Linked DNA regions of Mus musculus: region 2 is linked to region 1. A link is a loop called in an ENCODE intact Hi-C map of the cell type or tissue named here. Cell type or tissue: gastrocnemius. All regions are shown on one strand. Links, peaks and the distances in the headings refer to the core of each region. The heading gives the core; the rest is flanking DNA.

What was found. Hi-C counts contacts between places; a loop is a spot of excess contacts. Peaks named below come from ENCODE experiments on the same cell type or tissue, not always from the same donor. Only the 100,000 strongest peaks of a DNase experiment are listed, where the experiment ranks them.
Region 2: it touches region 1 in a loop (7-fold over the local background); 14 of 42 quality-filtered maps call a loop at or near these places.

Annotation. Positions count from the first base shown.
Region 1 is chr1:9,682,577-9,697,943 of GRCm38, forward strand. It overlaps Mybl1 (myeloblastosis oncogene-like 1), which reads right to left. Exons shown (of 15, transcript NM_001290397.1): 2 at 10,711-10,816; 3 at 10,142-10,213; 4 at 7,505-7,597; 5 at 4,985-5,205; 6 at 3,060-3,234; 7 at 521-592. Among named protein-coding and RNA genes, the nearest start is that of Mybl1, 9.9 kb to the right of the region's middle. In gastrocnemius, for the core only: no CTCF peak of the experiment used is centred there; no DNase peak of the experiment used is centred there.
Region 2 is chr1:9,620,603-9,635,969 of GRCm38, forward strand. It overlaps Vxn (vexin), which reads left to right. Exons shown (of 6, transcript NM_178399.4): 5 at 1,991-2,082; 6 at 4,111-6,540. The coding sequence ends at 4,294. 2610203C22Rik (RIKEN cDNA 2610203C22 gene) reads right to left here and starts at 10,490. Exons shown (of 5, transcript NR_015470.1): 1 at 10,459-10,490; 2 at 353-480. In gastrocnemius, for the core only: no CTCF peak of the experiment used is centred there; DNase peaks (open chromatin) are centred at 7,040, 8,036, 8,450, 9,385 and 1 more place; H3K4me3 peaks cover 2,113 bases; H3K27ac peaks cover 4,430 bases.

The sequences.
Region 1 (15,367 bases), core at 2,473-10,472:
GCTATAAAAGTGAACAAATTGCCACACTAGTGCTGCTAGTCACCTCATACTTTTATGGCTTTTATTTTTCAAATCCATTTATACATTTTCCTTTAGATAAATAATACTTACAGTAAAAACAAAAATTAAAAAGACAAAACACAAAAAAAAAACTCAGCAATGTTCTTTATCCTAGTTTAATAGATAAGGAAATGAGTACTATTCAACATCTAAAACTATGTCAAATGCTTTGTTTTGTTTTGTTTTTAGTGGAGGGAGGGCACAGCATCTTCCTGCCTCATCTTCCCAAGTGCTGGGATCACAGGTCTGTACATATCACCAGGATTCCTGTTTTTCATTTGTTAGACTTTTATTGTTTTTGCTTCTTATTCTGTACCCCTGACTGGCCTGATACTTGCTATGTAGCTCTGCTTGTTTTGAACTGTGGCAATCCTCCTGCCTCAGCTCAAAAACTGGGATTATAGGTAAGCAACACATGGTTACTATCTTCCTTTGTGGTTCTGTTACAAATTAGCCTTACCTGAATAAAGGCAGATGTCTGAACATGTTCAACACAATTGCCATCAGGCGACACATACTGATACCCAGGGATCTGAAACAAGAAGTAAAGTATTGCTAGAGGTTATACGTTTTTTTAAGAATCTGATGTCAAGAAAGGTTGTGATAAAATGTCCATTAAAAGTGGAACACTGGGAAGGATGGCACATGCCTTTAATGCTTAAGAGGTAGAGGCAGACAGAACTCTGTAAAATCTCAAGGCTAGATGTTGAGCTCCTGTATCAGAAAAACAAAACAAAACAAAAAACCAACAACAAAACAAAAACCTGGAGACTGAATATTGTCTAGCAACTTTGAAAACTCATAACTACAATAGTTTTTTATTTAATAATTGTATCATCTGTCCTTAGAATCTACTGATAAAACCCTAAGTGTAGGAAATAACCTACATTTAGATTTGTATTTTTGTCTTTTGATTTTATGAGACAGGGTTTTGTCTTGAAGCCCAAGCAAGCTGGAGCTAACTATATAGCTGAGACTGGTCTCAAAGTCCTGGTCCTCCTGCCCTCACCTCCCCAGTGCTGAAATTACAGGTATATATCACCACACTTGGCTTCCAGTCCTGGTTCTATCAGCCAATTGTCTGTTACCAACATCATCTACCATATGTTTTAAAAAGTCAGCTTTTGAGGGCTCCCCTAATGCCTACAGAAGATAATAAATTGTGTTCATACTCTTATCACCACCTACTATCAATCTCTAAGAAAAAAAGAAAAGAGGGCTTTTTCTGTTACTCAAGTAGAAACCAATCAGAGTCAGGCATGTAGTCCTAACAGACACTCTGACAGCACACTAAGTATCACTGCCTCATTCCTAAAACATTGGTAATAAAAATTGTAAAGTTTATTTTAATTTAGGGGCACTAATAAAATGTATGAGATGTTTGTAAAAAAAAATCTGGCAATCAAATACAAATAAGTATAATCTGTCTACTTTCTATATTGGCCTAAATCATCATCTAATGCAAAAATCATTCTATCTGAGCTCTAACCTAGAGGTTAGCTGTGACAATACTCAATTAGGATCAGTTATTGCTCAACTTGGAAGCTCCAATAGATTAGGAACTTATTTTTCTCAAAGTTTTCAATGAAAATTTGCCACAGTATTTCAAACCAACATATTTTTTCTTCACACTTCTTAAGAAAAACTAAATTATCCATTTTTGTTTTTGTTTTTGTTTTTAGAGACAGGGTTTCTCTGTGTAGCCCTGGCTGTCCTAGAACTCTCTCTGTAGACCAGGCTGGCCTCGAACTCAGAAATCCGCCTGCCTCTGCCTCCCAAGTGCTGGGATTAAAGGCATGCGCCAAAGTTGCCAGGCTAGAATTATCTTCTTAATAGTTTAAAATTTAAATTATATAAAGTTTTCAAAATTGTTAAATGGGAAACAATTCTTAATATTTTAAACACTACCCTTATCCTCTTCAACACACTGTGGTTGAGATTGTCAAACACTCCCTTGGCAACAAGTAATTTTTAAAATTATCTTTCTGTAAGTCAAAAAAACTTTAAATGGTAATTTTTCTAAGACAGAAGCAAAACCTTGCTGTTTACACTATTGAAATCTAAAACTTTAAAGAAAATGTTTTAAAAACAAAACATTAAAATCCTTAAGGTCAAATGACAGCAGTTAACTACACTGCTGTAGTCCCATGTTTTCCTATTTATAAATTAAGATGTGACTACTTTGTTTCTTTTAAAAGTAAGTCTAAAAGAACTTAGTAATGTTCATAAAAAGTAGAATGAAATGAAACCTGAGGCTTAGGAAGCAGACTTTAACACTGTGCCCAAGTCTATCTTTTGTGAGATACTACTTGGTCCTAACAGCCTTTTACATTTTATGTAAAAAGAACTAAGAACTGTCTACTATAAATACATATACAGACAGGGGAAAGCAAGTCTTATGAAGATCACTAAACATATTTCTTACAGGTGGGTAAATGTGTGTTGTAGGGGACAAGACAGAGAGCTCCCTGAATTTGAATTTGGGTAACCTCTAATGAGTCTGTCTAAATGAAGGCTAAATCACTCAGGCAAAGAGCAGTGTAACAAGATCAAAGATCAGCTATTTACTGTTTCCCAAAGGACTGTTTCCATGATCGTTTTACTACTTCTCCTTTAGACTGCTCTGTACACACCTGTGAGATAGGCAATACTACATTACACAGAACAATGTTGGAGGAGAAATGACATAGATGTTAAAGCACATCTTTATGTCCATAAATGAAATGAATTAAAGAGTACTATTATATGCACGCACTATATTTCTCAATGTGGAAATCACATATAGAAGGAAACTTTCAAGTGAAATTTGTACTAAAATATTTGTCAAAATTATGGCTTACTTTTTCAGATTAGAAATTTAAGTCTATCCATGTCACTCCCCAAAACAAAATTTACTTGTCCTAAAAAAAAAAAAAAAAAAAGCCCAACCCAATCCAATAGTTCCCATATAGCAACTAAAGAACTTGTTTTTAAATAATAAAGATATTAAAAATATGTGCCTGAACAGGAATGTAAAACTGATTCTGGGTTTGCAAATGGTCCATAGTCGCACAAGGTTTGTGTTGAAGTTTTGATGAAGACCGCTCTGATTTTATTCCATCTTGTAAATAGCCCTCCTGTTCCACTTTTCTTCGCATGGTAGAATTCCAATGATTTTTGATAGAATTATCAGTCCTAAGAAATGAAAGTATATAATTTTAAAAGGGGAAAGGAATTCTACAAATTTTAGCACAAACTTGAACAAATATATAAGACTTTTTTTTTTTTTTTTGGTTTTTCGAGACAGGGTTTCTCTGTCTAGCCCTAGCTGTCCTGGAACTCACTTTGTAGACCAGGCTGGCCTCGAACTCAGAAATCCGCCTGCCTCTGCCTCCCAAGTGCTGGGATTAAAGGCGTGGGCCACCACAGCCCGGCTTATAAGACATATTTTTACAACTGGTAAAATTGAGTATTTAGTCCCTTGTGTCACCGAGGTTAAATTCTCACTGAAAGCATAGTAACACAGAAGAAAGACAAAAACAAAGAAATAAAAAACAAGATTATCATTGCAGTGGGGTTAAGTCTGGATAGGTGGACCAGAAAGATCTCTAGCCACGAGACCTCAAAGAGGAGATGAGCTGCCAGTACAAGAACAGGAAAAAAGGCAGGCGTAGGATCATCTGCCTGAAGGTAACAGATGAGGGAATTCAAGGCTAGCCTGGACAACATAGTAAGAGCCTGTCTCAAAAACAAAAAATAAAAGAAAGAGCCTCTGGATAAAAGGCATACCAAGTACAAAGGCCTTGCAACAGGAAATGGGAAAAAAAACCCAAACTGCCAAAAAACAAAAACAAAAAACAAAAAACAAAAAACAAAAAAAAAAAATCATGCTTGTTTAGTTGTCTATAATGAATGAGGCCCTGGGGTCAATCCTCAATTCCATTAAGAAGAGACAGGAAGAAAAAGAAAAGTACAAGTTACAGATTTCAAATATTCTTAACTATTTCTCAGAATATTATATTTTTAAACAATGAGTTCATCAGCTCCCTTTTTGCCCAAGGTTCTTTTTATAAAGATGAACCTAAAGCTATTTGTAGTATAAATTTCATTCTGCATAAAATATACACTTACTAGAAACCCACTCTGTTAAAGCACTAAGTGAGGTTCTACACAGAGTAAAAAGGTGCATAAAATACTGAATATATCAGAAGTTCACAGCCCAGGGATAGTAACTTGGACAAAAGAAAATATAATACTGCATCTTAATTTCCTATGAAACAAAGCATTAATGTTTCCTTTACATATTTCTAAAGTATACAAAGATTAAGGAATGCATATAAAAGCATATTAGTTACTATAAGTACTACATAGAGACTATAGCTATGAAGCATGAGGATATGTATTCTGAGTTAAGATATGAAATTGCCTAAGATAAGATCTGCAGTCCTAGTGGCTGTCAGAAGGTGTCTGAACAGTACAGTGGAGAATGCACTTAGTCACTGCTTCAGAGGAGAATACTACACTTCAGCTACATGGGCTTTCATATTCTACTCCCACAGCTTAAGAGCTAAGTTTCCGTAACATGCATTCACAAGAATTTACTTCAATCAAAGTACTTGTAGTCCCCTGGCCTTGTGCACAGTATGTGAAAGAGATCTCTAATTTAGATATCACTCCACCAGCTGTACAAGTTCTGCCTTACCAGCAATAACACATAAACATGACTTGTGGAGTAGATGAAATGTTTGCAAAGCTTAAAGGTTTTACCATTTTATTGTACAAATTATATTCTTTACCACAAAATTACAAATGTACCCAAATGGTTGCTCATAGCATGCAGACTAAACTTGAATTGTGAATAATAGAAAGGAAATACTTGAAAATATATTCAATAGTAAGGTAGTCAAGGTCATGTTGAAGCACAGAAACTTATTTATGTAAGCACCTTCCAGGAAGTAACTTAGCAATCTCGGCCCAACGGTTTCCCAGGCGCTTGTGTGCTTCATATATGATCCTGTCTTCTTCTTCTGTCCAGGAAGACTTCTTCACTTCAGGGTTCAGGTGATTGTGCCATCTTTCTCTGCACTGCTTGCCTATTCTTCCTTTTAAATGTTTTGCAATTAAAGACCACCTTTTTGGCCCATATTTCTGAACTAATTCAATAACCTAAGAAGCAAAATCAAAGATTGAAAAACTATTACTATGAAAGAATTTTAAAATGTAACTCAAACAAGTCAAGGTTGGGGTCATTACGGAACATTTTGGTTTTTCTTTTATTCCCAATACAAGGTCCTAGGTTTGATCTGAAGCACCTCAACAACAACAACAAAAAGAGAAAAAAAACTCCAAATTAAGAATTCTACTTAAGGCGTGGTGGCCAGCCTGGTCTACAGAGTGAGTTCCAGGACAGCCAAGGCTACACAGAGAAACCCTGTCTCAAAAGACCAAAAAAAGAAAACATGGATTAAATTTCAGCTATAACTATAATTCACAGAAGGTAATGTTAATAATAGCTATCCTTCAGCACTCAACGAGTTCAAAAATCAATACCCAAAATGCATCAAAAAGTTCAAGGGGCTAATTACTCATAGATAATTATTCTGAAGTAATTTGAAGTAACTGAAGTAACATTTGTACATTTGTCCTATATTTTGTTTGCTTTTAGTTTAACTAAAATTTAAAGAACAGTTCATCTCCTTGGCCCACCTACTTCGCTGCTACTCTGACCCAGTCAAGTATCACATGAATCACAAAGAATTATGCTCACTCTGTATTGGTAGATTAATTAAGTTTAACATCTATCACAATTTTCTTGAAATGTGTCTACTTGTCATATTTTTAAAAAATAAGACTTAAAGGTTAAATGTACAGCTTTGATTATTTGATTACAGCTTTTTGGTTTTTCTTTTTTGCCCAGTACTAGGTATGTTTAACAAGTGTTCTACCATGAATTATATTCCCAGCCCTTTTCTTCATTTCGATTTTTAAACAGGGTCTCACTAAGTTACCCAGGTAGGCCTTAAACTTGCCATGAATGTCCTATCTAGACCTACTGAGTAGCTAGAATTATAGACAATGTACTAGATCCAGCCATTAAATATCTTTTTAACAGAGCTCACATTGTATTTTACTTAATCATTTTTATTATTATTATTTGCATGTTTATGATTTGTAAGTATGAGTGTTAGACAAATACAAACCACAGTGACTATGTAGAAGACAGAAGACAACTGTCCTCTTCACTAGCCCCAGATCACATTTTCAAAACTTATCATCGCCCATTAAGAAAAGTCAGATCAGTCCTGAGCCACATGAAGTAACTTTTGTTTGTTTGCTCTTATGGGTATAAGGATGTCCTAATTCCACAGGCACCTTAGCAACAGGAAAGCTAAGGGTAAGAATTAAAGAGCAATTCCTAGTAGAGAGCAGATGCTTCTATTCTTCAACAACTTTTATTGCACAAATAATTGGTTTTTATTACAACCCCTCTGGAAACATGATGTCCTGATACTTGTCTAATCATGAGATTCATTACGGTCAAGAGGAAAAATTAAGAGTGATTTCCTAATATATCAAGTTATTAAATATGAAAATAAAATTAAAATTTATTTTTAATGTTAATTAAATTTTGATAGGAAACTATGCCTGACATGTTGCTAAGCCAAACTTTAAAGTATTTTTCCTTTTGTAAATGAAGCTCTCAAAAAGGACAGTACTTATTATAAATTGTCTCACTTATCCTTGCCCTAGGAGAGAAAAAGCTACATTTCAAGGCATTCAACATTCAATTCTTATGCTTATAGCCTCCAAAGAACAGAACCAACAAACTTAAAGTGTGCACTGGGGAAAATGGTTCAGTTACTGAAGTGCTTTCCTTGCAAGCATGAAAACCTGAATTCCATACCCAGAAACAACATTTTTAAAAGCCAGGCATAATGGCATATACATGCAATCCCAGCAATGGGGCAGATCCATAATGCTCACAGGCCCACCAACCTACTCCTACTTGGCAACCTTAAGACCAATGAGAGCCCCCATGTCATAAAAATAAATCCCGAATGATACTGTCTTAAGAAACACCACCAGTCCTCCAGCCTCCTCACATATGTTTGCAATACATGTATGTCCACCTCCAACCTTAGCATACACACACACACACACACACATATCATACTTTGTGTTAAACCATGTTAATAAGAAAATTAATCTAATCCATCAGTACAGTGAACATAAAGAATATGAACAAGGAGCAAGGAATGGCTCCATGGCACTTGGCATTAAACCTGATGACCAAGTTTGATCTCTAAGACCCACACAGTGGGTGGAAGGAGAGAACTAGTTCCCACAAATTATCCTTTGACCTCTACATGTGAGCTGTGGCATAAGGATAAACACACATACATGTCCCCAAACATATATACACAAATAAATAATAAATTTTTTCAAAAGAATATGAATATATTACCCTCTGATCTTCTTCCTTAGTCCAAGGACCCTTTATCAATTCTGGATTTAAAACCTTCTGCCATCGATGTTGGCACTGAAAATCAGAACGATTCTGAAAAAATTTGGACAATTTTATTGTTGACTATATATCTCCAGGAAGTAAATTAGCCCAAATTTAAGTATACCCATATGAACAAATATTAGTCAAAAAAATATTCAATATCAAACTATTATATGCAATGCTTATTTTACATGCCTAAAATCCCAATTCTGCTCTTTCAATTAATCATAGGTTTAGGCTACAAATTAAAAACAACATATTTGAAATTAAGACATGTACCTCTATACTATCCTTATAATACAGCAAGCAGCAAGACATAGTCCATAAAAAATTAATCCAGAATTGAGAAATAAATGACAGGATTAAACTATATGAAGCAGATATAAGATTTTAAGCATAGCAGCTCAATTTAGTACAAGCATCTTAAAGGCATCACTAGTCTCTATGTGGTAGTGAAAGTATATTTATAAATTATACCTTTCAAATTACCAATAAAACATGAAACACTTTCATAGAAGATATACATTATACTTCAATTAAGTAGATTAAAAATTGACACTTTAAAAAATGAACTGGGGGCCAGGCGTAGTGGCGCATGCCTTTAATCCTAGCACTTGGGAGGCAGAGGCAGGAGAATTTCTGAGTTCGAGGCCAGCCTGGTCTACAGAGTGAATTCCAGGACAGCCAGGGATACACAGAGAAACCCTGTCTCGAAAAACCAAAAAAAAAAAAAAAAATTAACTGGGGGTGAGGGGAGGGGGTTGGAGAGATGGCTCAGTGGTTAAGAGCACTGACTGTTCTTCCAGAGGTCCTGAGTTCAATTCCCATCAACCACATGGTGGCTCACAACCATCTGTAATGGGATCTAAAGCCCTCTTCTGGTGTATCTGAAGACAGCTACAGTGTACTTATATAAATAAAATAAATTTTAACCTCTAGTTTAAATCTAGTATACATAACTTCTAATTGTTTGCTTTTTTTAAAGATTTATTTATTTATTATATGTAAGTACACTGTAGCTGTCTTCAGACACCCCAGAAGAGGGCATCAGATCTCATTATGGATGGTTGTGAGCCACCATGTGGATGCTGGGATTTGAACTCAGGATCTTTAGAAGAGCAGTCAGTGCTCTTAACTGCTGAGCCATCTCTCCAGCCCTTGAGTTTGCTTTTACTGACTAAATGCTAAATGTCAGGAACTGTGCCAACCTTGTTTATATTTGTAATTCTCACAATACTATAGAAGCAAGTAGCGGAAGGCCAAAGAAGTATTTTCTCTAAATTAACAGAGCTGACATTTGAATATAATTTGCACTAACTCTATAATTTGTTTTCTCCCATTATTTCATTCTCAGTTTTCATGTTACACTGAGAGATTCTATGATTATATGAAAACAAATAAACAAACAAAAACCCAAAGGTAACCTTGTTTCTGAAACCAAAAAGAATCAACACTGAAATTTAAAATTTAGGTAATTTATCTAACAACTCACAATGCTCTTAAGAAACAAATGAGTACATGCAGAAGTACTTCATATTGCATATAAAATTATATGCCAATAATATGCGAATATTGGTATGATGAACAAGTATACTGTAAAATAATAAAAATGTAAATAGCTAGGTATGATACTTTACAACTTTAACCCTATCACTCAGGAGAAAGAGGTAAGCAGATATCTATGAGTTTGAGGCCAGCCTGATTTACATAATGACTTCCAGGCTACCCAGTAAGTAAGTAAGTACTATGTAAGACTTCATCTCAAAAAAAAAAATCAATAAAAATACCCAAAAACATATGCATTAGATAAGAAACCTAACAATTTTTTCTTGATTTTATTTGTTAGCTGTCAAAATGTTTTAATAGTAAAGTTCTTCAAAATAATTTCACATATATCACAGTTGAGGACATAGATCAATAGTAAAGTGCTTGGCTGAGTTTACAAGGCCCTAGGTTCAATTACCAACATACAAAAATCAAAATAAAATAAAACCACTTGTCACAAATATTTTTGAAGTTCTACCAAAAGTTAATGCCATTTTGTTTTATAGTAAAAGTTCTTTTAGGCCCCTGGAAAAATGCTTTACAAGTTAAGCAGCCATTATCCAAAATTTTTGAGACTAAAATTGTTTCAGATTTCAGTTTGGAGATCTGGAAATATGTACATATGCATAAAATAATATGTCCTGGGGATGGAACAGAAGTCTATAGATGAAACTCATCTATGTTTCATATCTACCTTATACACATAATCTAATAATAGTAACATTTCAGGCATACCTGGCATTTTTACTGTGATGTATTACATTAAGTCAAGTGTAAAACTGTGGCTCTAAATCAGTACTCAAAAAGTTGTAGATTTTGAAGCACTTTAGAAATTTCCAATTTTTGGATTTCAGGTACTCAGCCTGAATTGGAAAATTACTTTCTAAACCATTAACAAACAACTACAAACATACCAGAAAATAATTTAACCAGATGTTTTAAGGATGAAAACCAAACTATACAGACACATTTCTGAAAAATAGAATATATAAACTAATGGTTTAAATAAAGAAATGTTGTAACAGAAATACAACTTGACATTTCACGTACTTGAAGATGACTAGCAATTAGAGTCCAATCATCAGTTCCGTGTTGTTCAACCAACTTCTTTAACTTGTCATCCTATTGAGAGGAATAAAAATTAGAAATATTTCCTCCACCCCTGGTATGTAGATGATATTCTCATACTCTTTTTTTTTTTAAAGATTTATTTATTGATTATATGTAAGTACACTGTAGCTGTCTTCAGATACTCCAGAAGAGGGAGTCAGATCTCGTTATGGATGGTTGTGAGCCACCATGTGGTTGCTGGGATTTGAACTCTGGACCTTCGGAAGAGCAGTCGGGTGCTCTTACCCACTGAGCCATCTCACCAGCCCTATTCTCATACTCTTGAGTCATACTTGGTACTTGTTTTGAGAAGAACTAAAGTCACTATTGTACAAATTCCTCTATTACACTGTTTCAGTCAATCCCAAAATCAAACAATTGTTCATATCATTGATTTTTTAAAAAGAATGCACAACTAAGCTGATAATTTTCTCACATTGTTTTCATAATTCCTTTCGTGACTATAATACTGATAACTATGAGACTAGTCAAGCTTCCCAGGCAACTACCTCATCTCTTGTCCATTTTACTCTGTTCCAGAGTTTTTTCAGTCCTTTTTGTTGAGGTACTTCATAATCATGATCAGCATATTGAAGGTCATCATCCTCGTCCTCACTACAAAAGAATGCAATATGTAAGCTAAAGTATGCCATTTAAATTATTTAAAGCACTGAGTCTGTATATGCAGACATGACTAAAGAAGCTACTCAGAATAAACAATACAATCTCAATATTAATCAGAGTATACAAAATTAAGTCCTAAAGGGGATGACGGGAACATTAGGTGGTACTGGAATATATTGTGAAATGAAAGCAAAAAGAGACTATTTGGGAAAGGAAGGGCACCTAGGAAAAATGATGAGTAAAGGCAATTGGGGGAAGGCAAATCAGCAAGCTATAGGTTCAGTGAGAAACACTGTCTCCAAAAATAAGTTGGATTACAAGCTCAGAGCCTGAATTGTATGGGGTAAAAGGGGGGTGGGGTGAGAAAGAAGGAAGGAGGGAAGGAAGGGAAGGAGGGAGGGACATTTTAAAGAATGAAGCCTCCATGATAATGAATTAGATGATACTAAGTAGCCAGAGTAATGACCATCTGAAAACAACACTGGCAAGAATGACTGCTAAAGTTCACTATTCAACCACCTTAATATATAGAGCACATTTTAAAACTGAAGAAAGCATACTAAGAAACTGGAAGTTACCAAAGATTAACCTAAGTGTATTCTAAAATGAGAACAAGGTTCAAGTTGTAACTGTATAACCCTAAACAGACTAACTTCGCACAACTATAAGATGAATATATTACCTACCTTTAAGAAAAAGTGATTCAGCATTTTGTAAATAGATGGTCTAATATAATAGAATTCAAAATTATTTTTGCCTTACTAAATATAGTTCCTAAAAATTCATTCTGATATCAAATATCAAGTCTGAAGATTTGGCCATTCTTAATGCAATATACGAATGACTTTTAATATCTAAATGCAATATACAAATTCAATCTCACAAAAATCAAGCTCTAGATTTTATACACACATACATACATACACCCTATGTAGGAACCCCTAATTTCCTCTGACTTATCAAATCCATTTGACTAAACACATACACAGCTATAAAAAATTTTAAGGGAAAAGGATTAGTCTTCATGTGTAACTTTGCCAAAGTTCCACTTTCATATTTAACAATGAAATTATTCTACCTCTTAACAGTAGTAGTTAGAAACTACCAAGACAGATGTAATCATTTTTCAATGTCTTACAGCATTTGAAGGCATTTTTGTATTGCAGAAATCAGTGCTAGTAATATGTAATGATTTAATAAATTTGAACTTTCTACTTTTATAGTGAAATAAATAATTTCTTTTTTTTAAGATTTATTTTATTTTTTTATATGTAAGTACACTGTAGCTGTCATCAGACACCAGAAGAGGGAATCAGGTCTTGTTACAGATGGTTGTGAGCCACCATGTGGTGGCTGGGATTTGAACTCAGGACCTCTGGAAGAGCAGTTAGTGCTCTTAACCGCTGAGCCATCTCTCCAGCCCCGAAATAAATAATATCTACTCTAACATAATTAATCTAGAGAACAGCAGAAGTAATAAAATGTTACTCTAATTAAAAACTAAAAGCTCACCAATCTAGTGCTTGGTTTCCTCAGTCACTGTTACTGTTCTTATTTAGAGTCAAGAAAAATATTATTTTTTAAAAGTTGATGTTGCTGGCTTAGTTGTTGTTTTCTTTTTAGTTTTGTTTGGTTTTAAAACAATATACTACTATTTCAAGGTAGCCTTAACTTCACTATGTAACCTAGGCTGCACTGAACTAATGAACTCCCTTCCTGTCTTTAAGAGCTAGTATTACAGATGTATATATACCACCACACTTTACCAGGAAAATGTTAATTCTATAAATTTTTAATACATAAGCAAATTATTTTCAATGAAAACTGTTCTATGAGTAAATAAAGAGGATTATGAAACAACAAAAAAATATCTTAACATGTTGGGGTATTATAAGCTAATAGGATACGATAGTCATGATTTTACTTATATATCAATACACAAATTAAACTTGGTTTTTAAGATAAAACTTTTGGGGGAAATACAGACTAACAGACAACCTAATAAAGATGAATTAAACAAAGAAAAATATTGTTTACTGAAAAAGTAACCTCTAGTCTGAAATTTGAGAAATTAGAAATTTCTAGTAAAATTCCCTCAACTTGATCACATTTTTAATCCAAATTTCCTCAAGTCTCAAATATTTATCATAAAAAAAAACAAAAAACAAAAAAAACAGGCGGGTAAGATGGCTCAGCAGGTCTGCTCTTTCAAAGTACCTGAATTCAAATCTCAGCAACCACATGGTGGCCCACAACCATCAGTAATGAGATCTGATGCCCTCTCCTGGTGTGTCTGAAGACAGCAACAGTGTACTTATTTATAATAATAAATAAATCTTTGGGCCAGAGGGAGCAGGGACTGAGCGAGTGGGGTTGACCAGAGCTGGGCTGACTGGAGCAAGCAGAGATCCTAAAATTCAATTCCCAACAACCACATGAAGGCTCATAACCATTTGTACAGCTACAGTGTACTCATATACATAAAATAAATAAATAACTCTTTAAAAAAAAATAGAAGGTTGGGCTGGAGAGATGGCTCAGTGGTTAAGAGCACTGACTGAGACTGAAGGAAAGGCCACCCAGAGACTGTCCCACCTGGGGATTCATGCCAGATATAGTCACCAAACACCGACACTATTGTGGATGCTAAGAAATGCTTGCTGAAAGGAGCCTGATATAGCTGTCTCCTGAGAGGCCCTGCCAGGGCCTTACACATATAGAGTTGCAGTCAACCATTGCACTGAGTGCAGGTTCCCCAATGATGGAGGTAGAGAAAGGACTGAGGGAGCTGGAGGAGTCTGCAACCCCATAGGAAGAACAACAATATCAACCAACCAGACCCCTCCAGAGTTTCCAAGGACTAAGTCACCAACCAAGAAGTACACATAGCTCCAGCTGCATATATAGCAAAGGGTGACCTTGTCCATGCATCAATGGGAGAAGAAGTCCTTGGTCCTATGAAGGCTTGATAGATGCCCCAGTGTAGGGGAATCAAGGATGGGGAGGCAGGAGTGGTTGGGTAAATAGGTGGAGGAACACCCTCATAGAAGCAGGGGGAGGGGAGATGTGATAGGGAGTTTCTGGGAGGGGGTAACCAGGTAAGGGGTTGAACATTTGAAATGTAAATAAATTAAAAATAAATAAATTAATTAAAAAAAGAGTACTGACTGTCCTTCCAGAGGTCCTGAGTTCAATTCTCAGCAACCACATAGTGGCTCACAAACATCTGCAATGGGTTCTAATACCCTCTTCTGGTGTGTCTAAAGACAGTGACAGTGTACTCATATACATAAAATAAAAAAATCTTTAAGAAAAAAATAATACAAGGCTGGTCATAGTGGCTTATATCTGTAATTCCAATACATGGGAGACTGATTCTAGAGGATTTTTCACAAATTCAAGTCCAGCCCAGGCTACATAGTGAGACAGTGAATTTAAGACTATCCAGTACTAGTGAGTGAGCGCCTGTCTCAAAAAAAAAAAAAAGTCTTTAATTTCAGGTCAATTTAAGGTCAGGGCAACTGTATATTTAATTATTTTCAGTTCAACTGCACTCAATTTATGTTCATTTATCAAATTGATTTAACAAAGTGAAATCAGGCCACCCAGCGGTTAATATGCTGTACTGCATATAGCAAATATTGGCTTCCACCTCTAGACTGCAAACTAGCATTATCAGAGAAAGACAAAGTTTGACTTCAGATAATCAGAACCATTAATATTACAAACACTGAAATAAATACTTTTTTAAAAAAACTATATAATTATCCATAAACAAAAACAATGGATAATATTTCTAATTCTTTTAGAGAATGTTATTTTTAAACAGAACAGGATGGTCACAAAAGTCCTCAAAGATTTGGATTAAAACTATAAGCTACCTTACAGACTAAAAAGTCCAAGTCCCATATATAAACGAAAAGAAACTGAAATAGATTTTACCTGATTCCCCAAAATAATATTGCTAGTTAAAGACACAAAAAAAAAATCCTAAAAATATCCTTTATCATCCTAAAAATATTTCTTATAGTTTTGCATTCATTCACTTCAGTCATGTTTCTAGAAACAAACATGAATTTGCTACACACACACAAATACACACACCACTAAGGAAAAAACTTCCTATGTAGAACCTAGCTTTCATCTTATCATTTTAATTTAATCATTGGTCATCTTAAGTATAAATATCTTAACCTATGCCTAGTAAGTAGGCTTTGTAGCATCAGAATTATTGTGAACTTATTTCTAGGGGTTTAATTGGCCTTTAAAAGCTAAACTAGGGCAGGAAAGATGACTCAGTAGGTGTTTGCTGCCAAGCCTGTCAACCTGGGTTTGATCCTCAGGACAACTATGGCAGCAGTGAACTTCCAGATAACTGTCCTTTCATCTTTCACACCCTGGCACAACTGCATGTACACAGGCACACATGCACTCATGCATGAGCACACACATACCATAAAATGAAACTATACATAGAATATTTAAAAATCAAATACATACTGTTAATAGATATCCTAATAAGAAATAGCTGTAAATTGTATC
Region 2 (15,367 bases), core at 2,904-10,903, 62 kb before region 1:
GAGACTCGAGGACTGAAGGGTAAGATGTATATTAGAGATCAATACCAGTCTTGAGGGAAGAGAGGTAGCTTAGGTGGAGGGAGTAACTGAACTAAGATCCAGGCTTAACTCTTTCATGTGTAGGCTCTAGGGTTTAAGTTGCCCACACAGATGAGTCTCAACGGGGTGCAAATGGCTCAACTTTTGTCTTCCTTCCTCACTCCATTAGGGTGTGTGAACTATCCCAGAAAGCATGTGACTCTGGGCAAGGTGGCCTGCGGCAGAAAGACACTTTCCTACTCTCTGCCCATCCTGAAGTTGAACAGTTTGTCCTGTCTTAAAGAGGGATTAGGGGGCATGTCCCCATATTTACCTCCACTTTTTCTTCATACTCTTCTAGGGATGAGTGTGGCGCTTCCTCTCACCCAAGAGAGTCAGTGATGAGTGGGAATCATCTCAGACATACCAGGCTCTAGCAGCAGCTGCTGCTCAACATGAAAACTAGAAGAGATGACAGAAGCATTCAGGGCCAGCCCCTCATCCTTGTGGAACAAATTAGACAGATATGGGTATTCATGCTCTGGACAGGAGACCTAATCCAAGGACTGCAGTAAAGTCATTATATTGGAAAAAGTATACAAAAGGAATCTAGTAGCCTGGGATTCCTGATCCCAGGCCCCAGAGGAGGTTTAGATTGTGCCCTTGGCAGATAAGCAGCTGTACCAAGGAACCAAAGAAAGCTGGGGTAGTGCAGGGTGCAGATGAAGATAAAGAGGCACAATCCGCACTTCCATGGGCCTGGAAAGAGCGGAGCTATGCCCCATCACTCATCCGATGTTCGTTGTGCAGAGGCAGGAGAGAGACCCAGAGCCTGCCCATCTAAATATGTTTCAGTGCTGACATGGATGAGATAGGACTAAGGAAGGGGCAGGAACCAGGCATTCCCTTCGAGAGCTAAGGAGCTATGGGCTGTTAGCTGAACCATTGGCATGATAAGGAATAGCTAGGGAGAGGCCACAAGGTGGCACAGTAACTCTGCACTCAACCTTCCCCACCCCAGGACAGGGGTAAATAATGATGTCCTTGACCTGGAATTTTTCCAGAGACTTTGGGAAATGTGGTGACTTAACATTTTGATGAGGCTTGGAACAGAAGAACAAAGCAAAGTGTATGCCCATTGATGAAGCAACTGCTGGACTTAGCCCTGATTAGGCCGTCAGTTAAGTTTCAGTTCAACACGGGGATGAGGAAGGATCAGCCCAGATGCTCTCACTTGTCATGCAGTTTGTCTAGGGACCAAGACAGTAACTAGAGAACTACAGAAAGAAAAATAAAAACGTGAGAAGGCATGATTTATCACGTAGTCTATATAGTGCTCTGGAGACACTGGGTCAGACAAAGGTGAACATGGTCACCTTTAAAGGGCAGAGCTGCAAGTCAGCTTGCAAGACCTCAAAGAGAAAGAGCAGAGTCGGCCTGAGTCTTCCATGCTGAGGTGTTGGGTTGGGGGTGGTTTCAGAGTCCAAGCAGGACATGGACAGTGTAGCAGGCCTAGGCACAAACAAGGTCTGAGTGGACCATGATTTGGAAGGGGCAAGAAAGCAAATGGAAAGGCTCATGCTGGTGTGGGCAGCAGGGCTGAAGACAGACTCTACAGAATTGAGAATCAGACTCTAGCAGTGGAAGGGAAAGGGTGACAGCTCTCTTGGAAGGTTGAATGGCTTTCTCACACATGTCTGTAGGCTAGTGACTCTTAGAGTCCCAGGACCAACTGTTTCACAGACTTTGTTCAATTCAGCAATCCCAGGTAATGTCCGACCTGCTAAATCAGACACTGTGTGGGGCTGGTACCACAGAAGGCCTCCATCATGTCTGACACTGACTGGGGGAGGACTGTTGCCTGGGTTGGAGGATGGTACCTTTAGAGAGCCCTCTTATAAATGGCTCCAATAAATGCCAGAATGGGAATGTGGTGCCATCTCAATTCTTTCCCCGTTTCCTTGAAACACAGATTCCTCCAGTGGCTAGGATCTCGGTGAAAGCTCCAGCAGGGGCGGAGGTGGCAGCCAAGGGCTCAGAACATGGAGCTGTTCTGGGAAGAGGGTAAGTCTACTGCTTTCCTGCTGTGCTGCCTACGTGGCTCTCTGCCCATCCATCCATCATGAGCAGGAGAGGAACAGGTGGCCAATTCTTCACTCACTTATTATGCACACCAAAACCCATGGTGGCTGTAAATTACCTTGTAATGAGGCCTGAAATCCTCTGTTCAGCTATCTCACATCAACTGCTTGCCTGGGATTAAGCTGGAGTATTTTCATGGTTTCCACCTCATTAACACTGCTCTTGGGGCTTTGTTTAATTAGATGAATGTAATCAGGAGTCATATCCAGAACCTCTGTAGATGGTGTCAGGAATGCCTCATGAATTCTTTTAGGGACCCTCACCCACAGGTAAAAAAGTGTGTCAAATCGTTTTCAGGCCAGGTATGCAGCTCGGAGGTCCAGTACCTGGCTAGTTTGTGTGAGGTTCTGGCTTTCATCCCCAATGCTGCAAAACAAACAAACAATAAAGCACAGGTTTATTCAGTTTACACTTCCACAGTGTAGGAAATAAGGAAGGGAACTCATCAGGGCAAGAAGCTGGAGGCAAGAGCTGGTGCAGAGAGCACAGAGGGGTGCTGCTTAGTGGCTTGCTCAGTCTGCTTTCTTATAGAAACCAGGACCTTCAATCCAGGGATGACACCATCTCTATAGGCTGGGCCATCCCCCATCAATCGCTAATTGAGAAAATGCTCTACAGCTTGATCTTATGGAAGCTTATTCTCAGCTAAGGTTCCCCCCTTTCTGATGACTCTAGCTTAGTTCAAGCTGACATAAAACTCACCAGCATATAAAGCTTAACTCAAACTGCTGACATTTTTTGAGAAACATCTAATTCAGTGACTGGGAAGCGGCAAGCTCAGGACACAGGCTAAAAGAACATCTTAATCTATTTTCTTTTGTTAGTTACAAAATACCACCAAGTGGTAAATCATAAAGAAGAGAGGTTAATTTGGGTGTAATCCAGTGCCAATGAACTGTACCCAAAGATGGCTTCTCTGTAGACAGAGTCCAGAGGTCATGCAGGGCATTCACACACACAGAGACACTCTCATATATGAGAGATATATGCAAGCTGGCTTTTATGACAGACCCATTCTTGAGATAATCTACTAACCCAAGAATCAGTTAATCCTTTCATGAGGCAAAACCTTAATCTAAAAGGTTCTACCCTGGTCTTTCCTCTTTTTATTTTGGATGCTGGGACTGGAATCAAGGCTTGCATGTGTGAGGCAAATACTCTTCCACTGAGTTGTATCTGCAGCCCTTGTTTGATTTTTGATGCTTGATGTTTGGTTTTCTTATAGCATCATCCAAGCTAGCTTGGAATTTGAGATCTGCTGTTTTTGTCTCCTAAGGGCTGAGAATACAAGTGTGGTCCCTGATCTTTTCAGATCTCAATTGGAGATTAGGAATCAAGATGAGTTGTTGAAAAGCAGACACAATCAAAGTATATCTAATATTGACCAAAGGAAGTAAAACCCTGGGAGTTAAAGTGGGAACTTTCAGGATGGAGCCTCTGAATGTCAGAGGGGCGGTGGCTGTCGTGGACTGGTCAGGTAGACCAGAAAGACTATGCCATTCCTTGATAAAAGTTAAGCTTTCTAGGCTACAGTGCTGCATGGTTTCTCTAAGCCCAGCCACCCCTCCCCCACCTCACCTGCCTATCTCTATACTAGAGATCAAATCCAAGCCTTATACAAGTTGGGCAAGCACTCTACCGCTGATCTACCACCTCATAACTCAGTGATTTCTACTGGTTAGGCGAGCAAGACTCAAAACATAAGGAAAGGAGCCCAGATCCCATAAATCTCTGTGCTCATGGTCATCTCTTTGTACCCCATCTTAGATGAACCCCAGAGACATTCCTGTGGGTGTTGTGACCCTCCAGCTATGCAGGACATGGACATAGGATGGAGGAGGAGAGGAGAACACTGGCTGGCCACTCTCCTCAAAGTTACAACTTAAGTCTGGCTCAGTGCAGTAATTGCCTTTCCTGCTCCATCCCCACCCCACTCTGGTTTTCATTTAGATCCAGACACCTCAAGAAGATAGCAGAAGAGTACCCAGCCCTTCCCCAGGGAGCAGAAGCCTCCCTGCCATTAACAGGCAGTACTTCCTGTGGCGTCCCTGGCATCCTACGAAAAATGTGGACCAGGCACAAGAAGAAGTCTGAATATGTGGGAGCCACCAACAGCGCCTTTGAAGCCGACTAAACTCGACATTTCATGGGCACCTTGCATTGGTCAAGGTTCGGAGGAAGATAGAAGAGTTGAGGACTGGGACTGAGCCACCCTCCCCTCTGCTGGTTGCTGGTCCAAACACATCATCATTCCTTATACTCTGACATGGGGCATGGAAAGTAACATCCTCAGAAGGCAAGAAAGCTGTTCCTCAGAACTGCTAAAGCCATTGGTCTTAAAGTCGTATTGGTCAATTACAAAGGTTATATACCTACTTTTAGGCAAAGCTATACCAAAAGCAAACTTTCCTGGCCTGTTTAAAAGCCTCCAAGGAAAACAGAAGGCAGTTGATCTGTCTTCTTTGTGAGTTTTCCCAAAACGTATGGTTTCTGGTGTAAATGTAAAAGTTTGATTCTGAGGTACTCAGAACACAACAGTTCTTACTTTTCCCATCCCATGTCTGTTTTCCCTTGATGAAATACAAAATGCTTCATCTTTGCTTTGTTCTAATATCTACTTAACAGCAACCATTGCCAATCTGCTTTGCTAATCATGGGCATGACTGCATGAGCTCTCTCTCTTCTTTAGGTGCATTCTTGTCTATAGAAAAGCACTTAAAATCCCAATGTTAATTTTAATGTCTAATATTTTGTGATGTGGTGCAATTGACAAGCTTTGTATAGTGACTTTAATCCAGAGAGCATTCTCCCATCATTGTCTCTTCTCACCATTACAAACCCTCTGATAAGAAAGCACTGTGGTCCCCAACCTACAGATTGGGACACTAGAGCATCTGGATGGCAGTATGTGACTTAACAGCAGCTTGTGGGACTGTCACCAGGTCTGAGCATCTCTAAAATAACTGATTTAAGAAAGTCTTTAAATGGAGAGAAGAATCTGACAATGTTGGAACAAAGAAGTGATTCGAATGAAATACATCATTGTGTATTAGATAATTAAGACGGGTGCAGAGAACAGGGACCCCAACACGTAAAGAGGTTCAGACAGGAGGATCACATGTTTGGGACATGCCTGGACAGCCTAGCAATATCCTGTCTCAAAAACAAAACAAATCATGCATGGACACACACACAAACAGAGAGGGAGAGAGATTATGCATAGATGAAACCAGAAGAAATCGCCATTTTTGTAGGTTGAAACAGCTGAAAATCAATTTCCTGTGGCTCAAACTAATATTTACTATCATTTAAAAATGATCATGTAAGAAATAATGGTAATCAAAGCTATCATTTGTTAAATGCCTACCTGCCTTGTGCTGAGCACAGTGTTGAACACCACGCATGAATTAAGCTATTCTTTCTAACAACTAACTTGGGTGGATTTTCTCACTGTATATGTTGATACTAATTCAAAAAAGTTAAGTGATTAGATTGAAGTCGCCTAACTCTAGGTGTCTAACTTTAATGCCCATATTGTATCTTCTCCTTCACACAAAATAAGGAAAAGGGAAGGATGGAAATCAGCAAAACGTCTTCCTCTGCAATGGCCTGGGAAGAGGCTACCTGGAGCACAGCGTGGAGATGAGGTATCAGAGTGCAGAGACTGGTTAGTGGTATCTGCCTGTGAAGTGGTCGGTAACATAGACCTTATATATTTCTCATCTGTGGCTTAAATTCTGCCCCCCGGAAGTCTTGTTCCCTAATTAAGAGGTTTAAATTAATCCGACCTTCTTAATGAAAGCAGAAACTCCGTGGTAAACTCTACCCTAAGGTTATGTTGAGACTCCGCAGGTGTTGGCACAAGCACGAGTTTGAACTGTTTGGGTATCAGGCTTGCTTCTGCTGTTCTGTGGATTCTGCTTTCCTGTTCCTGATGCTCTGGATAAACTGAAACATGGCGGTAAGTCAAACCCAGACTTCCAGGCTCTTGCCTTGCTGATTGCTGCCCTCCCACCTCTGCTTTAGACCCTGAGCATCTGACCCTCATGTCCAAACATAGTCTGGACACTTGGGCATCAAGTGCTTTGTCCCAGTGAACCATCTAATGTCATATACAATATTAAGTTGGAATCCAGAACAAAGTTAGGGATAAAACATGTCACAGAGTCTCCAACGATTGAATTTATTTAACTTAAAATTGATGTCTTAAATGTGTGTGTGTGGCTCCTGGAGATTTATTTTATATGTAGACTGGGACTCATTTATTTATCTTTAATTTAAATATTTAATGGTGAAATGTTTGCCTTCTGTAGAACATTTCATTCAAATAAAAATAAAGGATGCCTTGTTAGTGACATTAATAAACCACTTGAAGATTGTGTCTGAGGCTCCCTCGATCAATGAGAGAAGGTTTGCACAATGGGAAAGATTTATGCATGTGGGCCTCACTGCTCCCTGAAATGAGAGGGAATCCAGCATGCTCTTTCTATCCTGAGGCAATGTCTAGGTCTGATATCACAGGCCCTGCCTCCAGACAGCACCAGGGCCTCTGCTGAAGGGACTGACTGAATGAGGTATAATCCCAGGGCTTCCCTCCCGCCTGCTGCTAAGGCGTTTCCGTAGCACCCATAAATTCCAGGGTCCCAGTGACCCTCCTCGGCCTGCTGGCTTCTCTGCCTTGAAAAGATCCAAACTTCCTCCTCTGTGCCCACCTCATGCCTCCTTGCTGGAGACTGCCCCCCCCCCATGACTCACCACGGCACAGCCACTCACAAAAGGATGCCAAGGCTGACTGCCGACGCCCATCTGGCAATAACCAAGATTGGAGTCTGCTTGAACCAGAGGCAGGGTTTCCAGGACATGTAGGGTAATAAAACTGCCTCTGTTAGGACAGAGGCCAGTCACATATTTCCGTTCTCACTCTGGAGATACCCTACCCCACCCAGCACCAAGGTTGCCTAGAGCTGGCAGATGGGCAGTGGGTAGGAAAAGCAAGGCAGCCAAGACCAGTTTTAAAAAGGAATCATGTGACAGGTCGTTTCTGACACAAAGTTGGCAGGGACAAAGGGATAGACAAGGAAGAATGCAGGCAAAGAAAGTTCTCTGGAGAATTAGAATTTGCACTCCATCTCTAATGTCACGGGAATGTCATCCTCTACCAGGAAGCCCAAGAAGTTCCCAACAAATGCATCCCTGTCTCTCTCAAAGGACAAGGAAAAAAACTGTTCTGAAAACTAGCCCACACACCTGGTCATTTGATTTTTACTTTGTCACATGGGACCGGGGACACAATTCGTTATCTACCAATATACCCTCTGTTGGGTAGGAGCAAAAAAATAGAGAAATGGCAACAGAGAAACCTAACACGCAGAATCATTATGGAGAGGGTAGCTAAGCTTGTTACAGGCTGCACACTCCTGGCCCTTGTTGGAGTCTGTAGAGGTATCCAAGCTGAGAGGCTCTTACAACTCTGTTTTCCCCACATCTCTCACACTTCTCAGGCCAAACACAAGCTCGCTTTCTGGGATACCACATCCTATACCTCACTCCTCCCATTTTCCTCAGTACTAGGATTTAATTCAAGGGTCCTCTGGCACTAGGCAAGCATTGCTGGGCCACAGATCCAGCCCTTCCCTATCCCATTTTTAAAGTCTATTTTGAATCACTAAGCTACCTGACTGACCTCAAACTCAAAGTTCTCTTTCACAGGGCTCCCAAATAGCTGGGGTCATGAGCCAGGGCCACTGTCTCAAGCTCTGGGCCAGAAGGCATTTGCCATAAGGCAATTTCCCCTACCAACAGGTGGCTGAGGCCTTGCTGAAAGGGCCTACATTTTCAAGTAGAGCAGGTGTCCCTGGAGTGCTGAGCAAATGCTGACCCATATTTGGAGGCCTACCCACAAAGAAACAAAGTAAGCGTTCTATTCAACCACCTGATCTCCAGGGCTTGATTCACAGAGAGCCACACCTCATCATCCTGTGTCCTGTGTGACACTCCATTGAGCTAAGCCTTCCACCAGCCAGGAAACAGAGAGATTGGCAAAGGGTTGGGGGAACATGAGGGGTTCAGCAGCAGCTCTCACTAAATAGGACGCAGCTATTTGTAACATATTAGATTCTATAGGTAATGCTCCAAGAGCACACATGTTCCCCAGATGCCAACCTTTAGATAAAGACAAGAGGCAGCACAAACTATGCAAATTGTTTCTTGGTACCACCCAGGACTAGCTCAAACCAAATCTAATCAGTGAGAGCAAGCTTGTTTCTCTCTGTTGTCCCCTCAGCTCAGCAACTTTCCATAAACACACACACACACTTTTCAGTTCCCTTCCTTGTTTTCCCCACACCTCTCACCCTTTGACCTCAGTAGGGCCTCAGACCCCAATACTCTGACCAGCCAGGACTGTCATCTCCTCCACCCAAAGTCTTGGGTATCCCGTGCTCTGCACTTCAAACGTGACAACGAGAACTTGAGTGGCTGTAGAACCTCATGCAGATTTCTGAGTTCACTTTCTTCATTGGTTGAAAAAGAAAATATCCTACCTGCCTCCTTGTCCCAGAAATGATTAAACAAAATTACCTGGGCCAATATGCAGCTGATTTGTATTAGTGTGGCTACTCAAGTGAGACTATTGGAGCACTTCCACAGTAGCTAAAAATGCCTGGGACTACCCTGAGCCTCCCTCCATGTTGTCCCTGGTTACTGAGCCCCTCCCTTAGGGTTCTCACCAACTTCTCTGTGGATAATAGTCTTGGGCAATACCCTACAGGCTTGAAGGATGGAAGGCTCCATTAGTATTATGACCAGTATTCATCCTTGCCAGCCATTTGCCCAGGTTCTGCCAGTTCTTAAAAGCTGGACTGTCCTAGAGACAATGCATTAGAATGTACCTGTCTTATAGGCTAAAGTATAGGCCACACAAGCATGAAATGGATCGGAGCAAGAAGGGGTTGCCCTTTACGTTGTTGTGGGTCATATAAACCTTAGGGATTGGAGAGATGAATCTGAGACTCAATTTGAGACTAGAAAGTAAGATTTTAAATTCTTTGCACTCCCACAGCCTAACACCCTTCTGAAGCAAATGTCCTCTATAAAGAAGACAGGAAACTGTTAGCAGGGTCCCCTGCCATTCAGCCCAAGAGCTGTGAACCCCTGACAGTGTAGAAACTGCTGCCAAGTGAGAAGCCGGGTGCCAGACCCCACCTCACAGTGGTGAGCCTCCTTGCTGCCTGAGTTTCTTTGAACCTCTATTTTGCATTCAAATTAAATTACCTACCCGATCTACCTCACCGGCTGATGAAAACTCAACAGAGCCCAAGCCTAACCGGGCTTTGCAAATTGTGAATTGCATTAACATATGGTGTGATAATCCGCCCCATTCAGAAGAAGCAGGGACGGGTGGCGAGCAGTGAGTGATTCAGCCAGCCAGGCAGGAACTGAAAATAGAATCATTTCCTGAGCCAGGGTCCAGGGTTCTCTCTCAGAAGAAGGTGGGCAGGGGAAGGGCTCCAGGGCGGCTGAACACAAGGCTCTCCATTTCCCACTGTAGCATTTGGGCTGATCCTGCAGCCCCAGGTGGTCACCCAGTGTGCCAGGTCAGTCCGGGCCAGTGACCCTTGCTTGGCTCAGAAGCAAGATGTGGGTGGTGACGACTCTTTTGAATTCAAAAGAGTCTACTTGCTGCCAACTGCTGCCTTTGGCCTCCTGCCTGCATTCCCTACCAGCAAAATTAGTCCTCAACTGAAACCTACAAAGTGCATTGGCTTAGGAGACCACAGGCTTTTGTCTGTCTGCTCCAACTCGGAGGAAGAAGGCCCAGCCCTGCTCATTTAGCCTCACTAGACTTCAAACCAGACCCTAGGACTAAAGTGCTCCTGAGGAGTCAGGTCTGATGGGAAGCTTGCTTGGTAAGGTATAACCAGGCAGAGATTTGGTACTTCATAAATAAGCCCTCTGCACCACATTCTTGTTATTCATGCAGGCCAAGTAAAGCAAGACAATAACTCAAGAAACAGTGACCTCACCAGGAAAGCAGGCTATGTAGTCTCACACACAAGCCTCACGGCCATAAATCCAGGAGACTATTCCATGAAAATTCTCTGTCCTTGCAGAGGAGCAGGGACAGTGTGGAGGCAGGGAGGAGAGAGCCCTCTTATCTACAGAGATCTCCCTTTATGCCTCAGAAATGAAAGGACACTTCTCTCTCTCTCTCTCTCTCTCTCTCTCACACACACACACACACACACACACACCCACACACACAGGTGGACCTGTACCCTTGTCACTTTGTAGACATACCAGAAGGAATTCAAAGCTGCTTGTCATCTTCGTCCTCTTCGTTCTCTAGGGCCTGTCCAGGCTCTTGCCAGCAGACTGCTCTGCAGCTGGATGCTATTGTAAACTATGCTTCCGCATCTGTGTCATGCTCTTCCTTAGGAGAGGGCTAAAGATGGAGCTCAGGGGAAGTAGGAAGAGGAAAGATGCTTCCTGTTCTGGCTACTTACTCTCTGCTCTCCCAGCCCAAGGAGGAGTGTAAAAGGCTCTATTCCTAGCCTCTGAATCCTCAGGTTAAAGCTACAGATCTTCTGGGATTCCTCTCTGGGTTCAGTGGACTGTTGCATGTGAAGACAGATAGACAGTTAACAGGCACTGGTGTATGTAGTTTACATGTGGTGGGCTCTGAGCTAAGTGCTTAAAGTACCTCAGCTCATGTGATCCTCCATCCAAGATGGACTTTTATCTTCCCTATAGATGATTAAAAGGTCAGAAAGGCCTTCATGTTCCTGATGAGAGCCGAAATTTCCTTTTAGAAAGAAAACGTTGCTTGTGCCTCCAAAAGGCTGGAAGCCAAGGAAGGAGGCCAAAAAGGGCCCTCAGCCAGCCCATTACTCAGCAGGTAAGCAAGCTAGTTGTGAAAGACAGTGGCTCAGTTGTCATCCCAGTGTCCAGGGCAACAGTACAAACAGTGTACATAACACAGGTCAATGCCCCAGCCTTTCTGACTTAAAAAAAAAAAAATCCCCTGCGGCATGTGGTGAGAGGGGGCAGGGTACAGGGAAAGCAGGTAGGCTTCCTGATGACATGAGAACATACCTCCACCTGGGGATACTTCCAGCCTCTTTGTTGTGCTTTGGCGGTGCTTGTGCAGAAAATAAAACCACTGGCCCAGTTCCCACTTCAGTTATTCTTTGAGTGTGGAGGTGGTCTCCAGAAGGAAGGGGCTCCTCCACCAAGAAACCTGTATTTGTGACAAAGGTTTCAGAAACATGCCATCCCCCCCCCCCACTTCACAATTTAATGCTACACTTTGCAATGCAGATCCTGCCTTCTCTCAAAGAAGACAAAAAGCAAAAGTCATCTAAAAGTAATAGAATTTAGCAGAGTGAGAAGAAATGATCAGGACACAGATCCTAGAAGAAATAAATGGAGAAAGAGATGTGGAAGTTTGAGACAGCAGAAAGAAAACAATGGAAAAAAGAGGAGAATTTAAAGAAGCTCACAGTGAGGGCTATGGGGACAATTCAGCATTGGGGAAAACATGCTGCTCTTGCAGAAGACCCAAGATCTCAGCACCCATATTTTGGGGATTCCACACCCTTTTCCGACTTCATAGGCACTAGGCATGTACTTGGTACACATATATGCACTCAGGCAAAACACATACACATGGCACAAGAATAAATACATATTTATTTATTTTAAAAACGCAGCTCAAGAGTGGGTAAGCAAGATCATGTTGATGTTGAAATCAAAATCAACTCACTTTTCAACCTCCAAGACTGGACACCAGGTGGGCAGAGACAAAGCATGCTTTTATGTGCCATAGTTCATGAAAGGTACCAACATACGAAAATTAGAAAACTATGTGACCTGTGTGGGTATTTATATGTAGTTACAAGAAAAGAAAAAAAAATGACTGAGAGAGGAAGGAAATATTTGATCTGTGTATTGAAAAGTAAGTCCAGTTTTGCCAAGAAAAGAAAGAGCAAGAACCAAAGGACGTCGTCCCAAAGTCAATTAGAAATGTCCTAAGAACCAGCAAGTATCTCTAGCCTCTGCTTTCCCACAGTTTTTACTGACCCATTAACTGCCAGCCAGGCAGTTTGAGCAGTTGATGTCACACAGCCCAAAACATTGGTCACATCAATCAAGGAGCTGGTGCACCAAGTCACCAATGGCCAACACCAGCAAAAACGGCTGCAGCAACTGACTACCCATGGCCAGAAATCAGTTGACCCACCTGTCTAATAGCACTTGGCCTTATCAGCCAATACCCTCATGTTGTTCCTGACCAGGGGCATGACAGGGTCTCCCAGCTGCACTCAGATGGAACCAGAGGTGAAGAGAGAACTCCAGCCACCACACTGGTGTCACACCCTGCTCAACAGGATAGGCAGCTGAAAGCAGAGCCCACCAAGTACATCTATGGTTACCTCAAGAACAGCAATAAGAATTCCTTCTTTGCAAAAATCTAGGGCAAATGTTAATCCAAACAGGATACCAGAGAACATAAGCAGCACAGTCAGGGATGGCCCAAAGCATTCCATACACTCTAATAACTGAAAGCAATTTTAGCATCTCCATTATATTATAAAGAAAGCCAAGATTTAGGAAAGTAGTGACTAATAATAATTGAGTTTGGCAACAAGAGAACTTAACTCACACTCACTGATTCAAAATTACACATCCTTTTCTTTATAAGCATAAATTAATAACTTATTTCACAAAGGAGACATGCTTGAGAAAGAAAACGTTCAAAGAAGACTGAACTGCTGGGTGATTTGCAATCTGCTACTCACAGATCAACTAAGCCTCAGCATGGCAGAACCTCTCCTGGCAACTACCCAGTCAACAACTATCCTGAGAAACAGCAATACAATTCAAAACTGCTAAGTAATAAAGAATGGTCACACACACACACACACACACACACACACACACACATACCTTCTGTCCCCTCTCCTTTCTAAGCTTCTGGTCCCTAGCAATCCTGGGTTCTCTATCTCCTTGACCTTCCCTTTCCTAGCTCCCAGCTCCTTTCCCGACCTCATAATATAACTAAATTGTCACTCAAAAATAGGAATTCAGTCCTTCCTGTAGGTGTACCCACTTGATAGGGCTGGAGGCAAGGCTTAGTTAATAGAGTTCTTTCCTGGCATGCACAAAGCCCTGGTTTCAATTCACAGTACTGCATAAAGCCAGGCATGATGGCATATGCCTGTAATCCCAGCACACAGGCAGATACACACTCATGCGCACTCACACATGCACAGAGACAGAGACAGGCAGAGACAGAGAGAGACAGAGAGAGATAGAGACAGAGAGACAGAAACAGAGAAGAGAGAGAGAACTTCCCCGTGGTAGAGAAGAAAGGGAAGAGAGTTCAGACAAGAGCCAACAATAAGGCCAGTCAGTTTTCAGTCCTCTGTCTAACTCTGTCACCTTCACTTGTCTCATGTGTGAGATGTCCAGCCATCTCAGCTCAACTCCACTCTTGCCATACATTGCCTTGGTTTTCTTTACTTTATTTCCCTTCTGCCCTGATTCCTTCCTTTTGCTTTTCAGTGTCCTGAGGAACATAGGCTGTCTTGCTTTGTAGGGTTCTGTACCTCAGCCTCCTGAGATGATTATTCTATGGCATATGCTTGCATAGCTTTACTCTCTTCAGTGTTTTAACCAAAATCCCTCACCCTTCCCCAACATTTCTGCTACTGTGTTTCACTCTCCTGTTTATACAGTCCTCGTCTACTTTCTATCATCCCAATAATAATCAACAGTCTTTGTGTGCCTTTCCTTTGTTGTCTTTTCCTTTCCACTCATAGCTACAATAACTAATATATCATTAGCATACACAGGGCCGTCAGCATCCCTTTGCTCCCTAGTATAATGATGTTTGAGGGATGGTTGTTGTGTAGTTAACTATTACTCCATTGTAACTCTTATTGCAGAGGAGGGATAGGGATAGAGTGTAGGACCCTGAATACCAGTTTAACAAGAAATAACACCTCAACCTGACCTCAACTTATCAATCCCAAACATTCCAAACATGAAACTTTAAACCAATGACCTAACTCCTCATATACAAGTTTCAGTATAAGTTGCATTAATAATAACAACAATAACAACAACAATAATAATAATAATATTAAAGATAACAGGTATCCTCCAAAAATTACCAATCCCATAATAATGGTCTCCCCAGGTTCAAGAAATTCCAAAGGATTCAAAACAATGATGACAAAATTGTCCAAATAAGTGAAAGAAAAATAAATAAACAATGATTTCCCAGGGAATGTGGACAAGCCATTGAAGGGAATGAGGAAGTCAATGCAGGATGTGAAAATGTATTCAATACAGAGAAATACAGAAGAAAAGGTGAAGCGCGATGTCATTGGGAATGAAGACAGCAAAATTCCTTTTGGGAAGTAACTCCAGTGCCGTGAACACCACATCCTCCTCTGACTGAGGTTGCAGCTCTTTTCTTGGCCCCTGCCCTACCTGGAGTCCTGAACCAACTTGCTTCAAGTTTCAGCCCTAGTCTGTCCCCAGACCTCACCCATAGCTCCTCCCTGTGAATTTCAATAGTGTTTTAAAACTATATCCACAATCCAAAATTCAGTGTGTGTGTGTGTGTGTGTGTGTGTGTGTGTGTGTGTGTGTATGTGTGTGTGTGTATGTGTGTGTGGTGTGTGTGTGTGTGGTATGTGTGTGTGTGTGGTATGTGTGGTGTATGTGTGTGTGTGTGTGTGTGTGTGTGTGTGTGTGGTGTGTGTGTGTGTGTGTGTGTATGGTGTGTGTGTGTGTGTGTGTGTGTGATGTGTGTGTGTGGTGTGTGTGTGGTGTATGTGTGTGTGTGTGTGTGTGTGTGTGTGTGTGTGTGGTGTGAGTGTGTGTGCGGGGTATGTGTGTGTGTGTGTGTGGTGTATGTGTATGTGTGGTGTGTGTGTGTGTGTGGTGTGTGTGTGTATGTGTGTGTAGTATGTGTGTGTGGTGTGTGTGTGTGTGTGTGTGTGTGTGTGTGTGTGTGTGGTGTGTGTGGTGTGTGTGTGTATGTGTGTGTGTATGTGTGTGTGTGTGTGTGTGTGTGTATTCCCAAGTTCATCCAGAATTCAGCTTTATATCTCCCTGAGCTCTCACCTACATATTTATGGATGTGCCTTTGATCCCTTCCTCATCATAGTCAATATTCTTCAAGTAAAGAGGTATG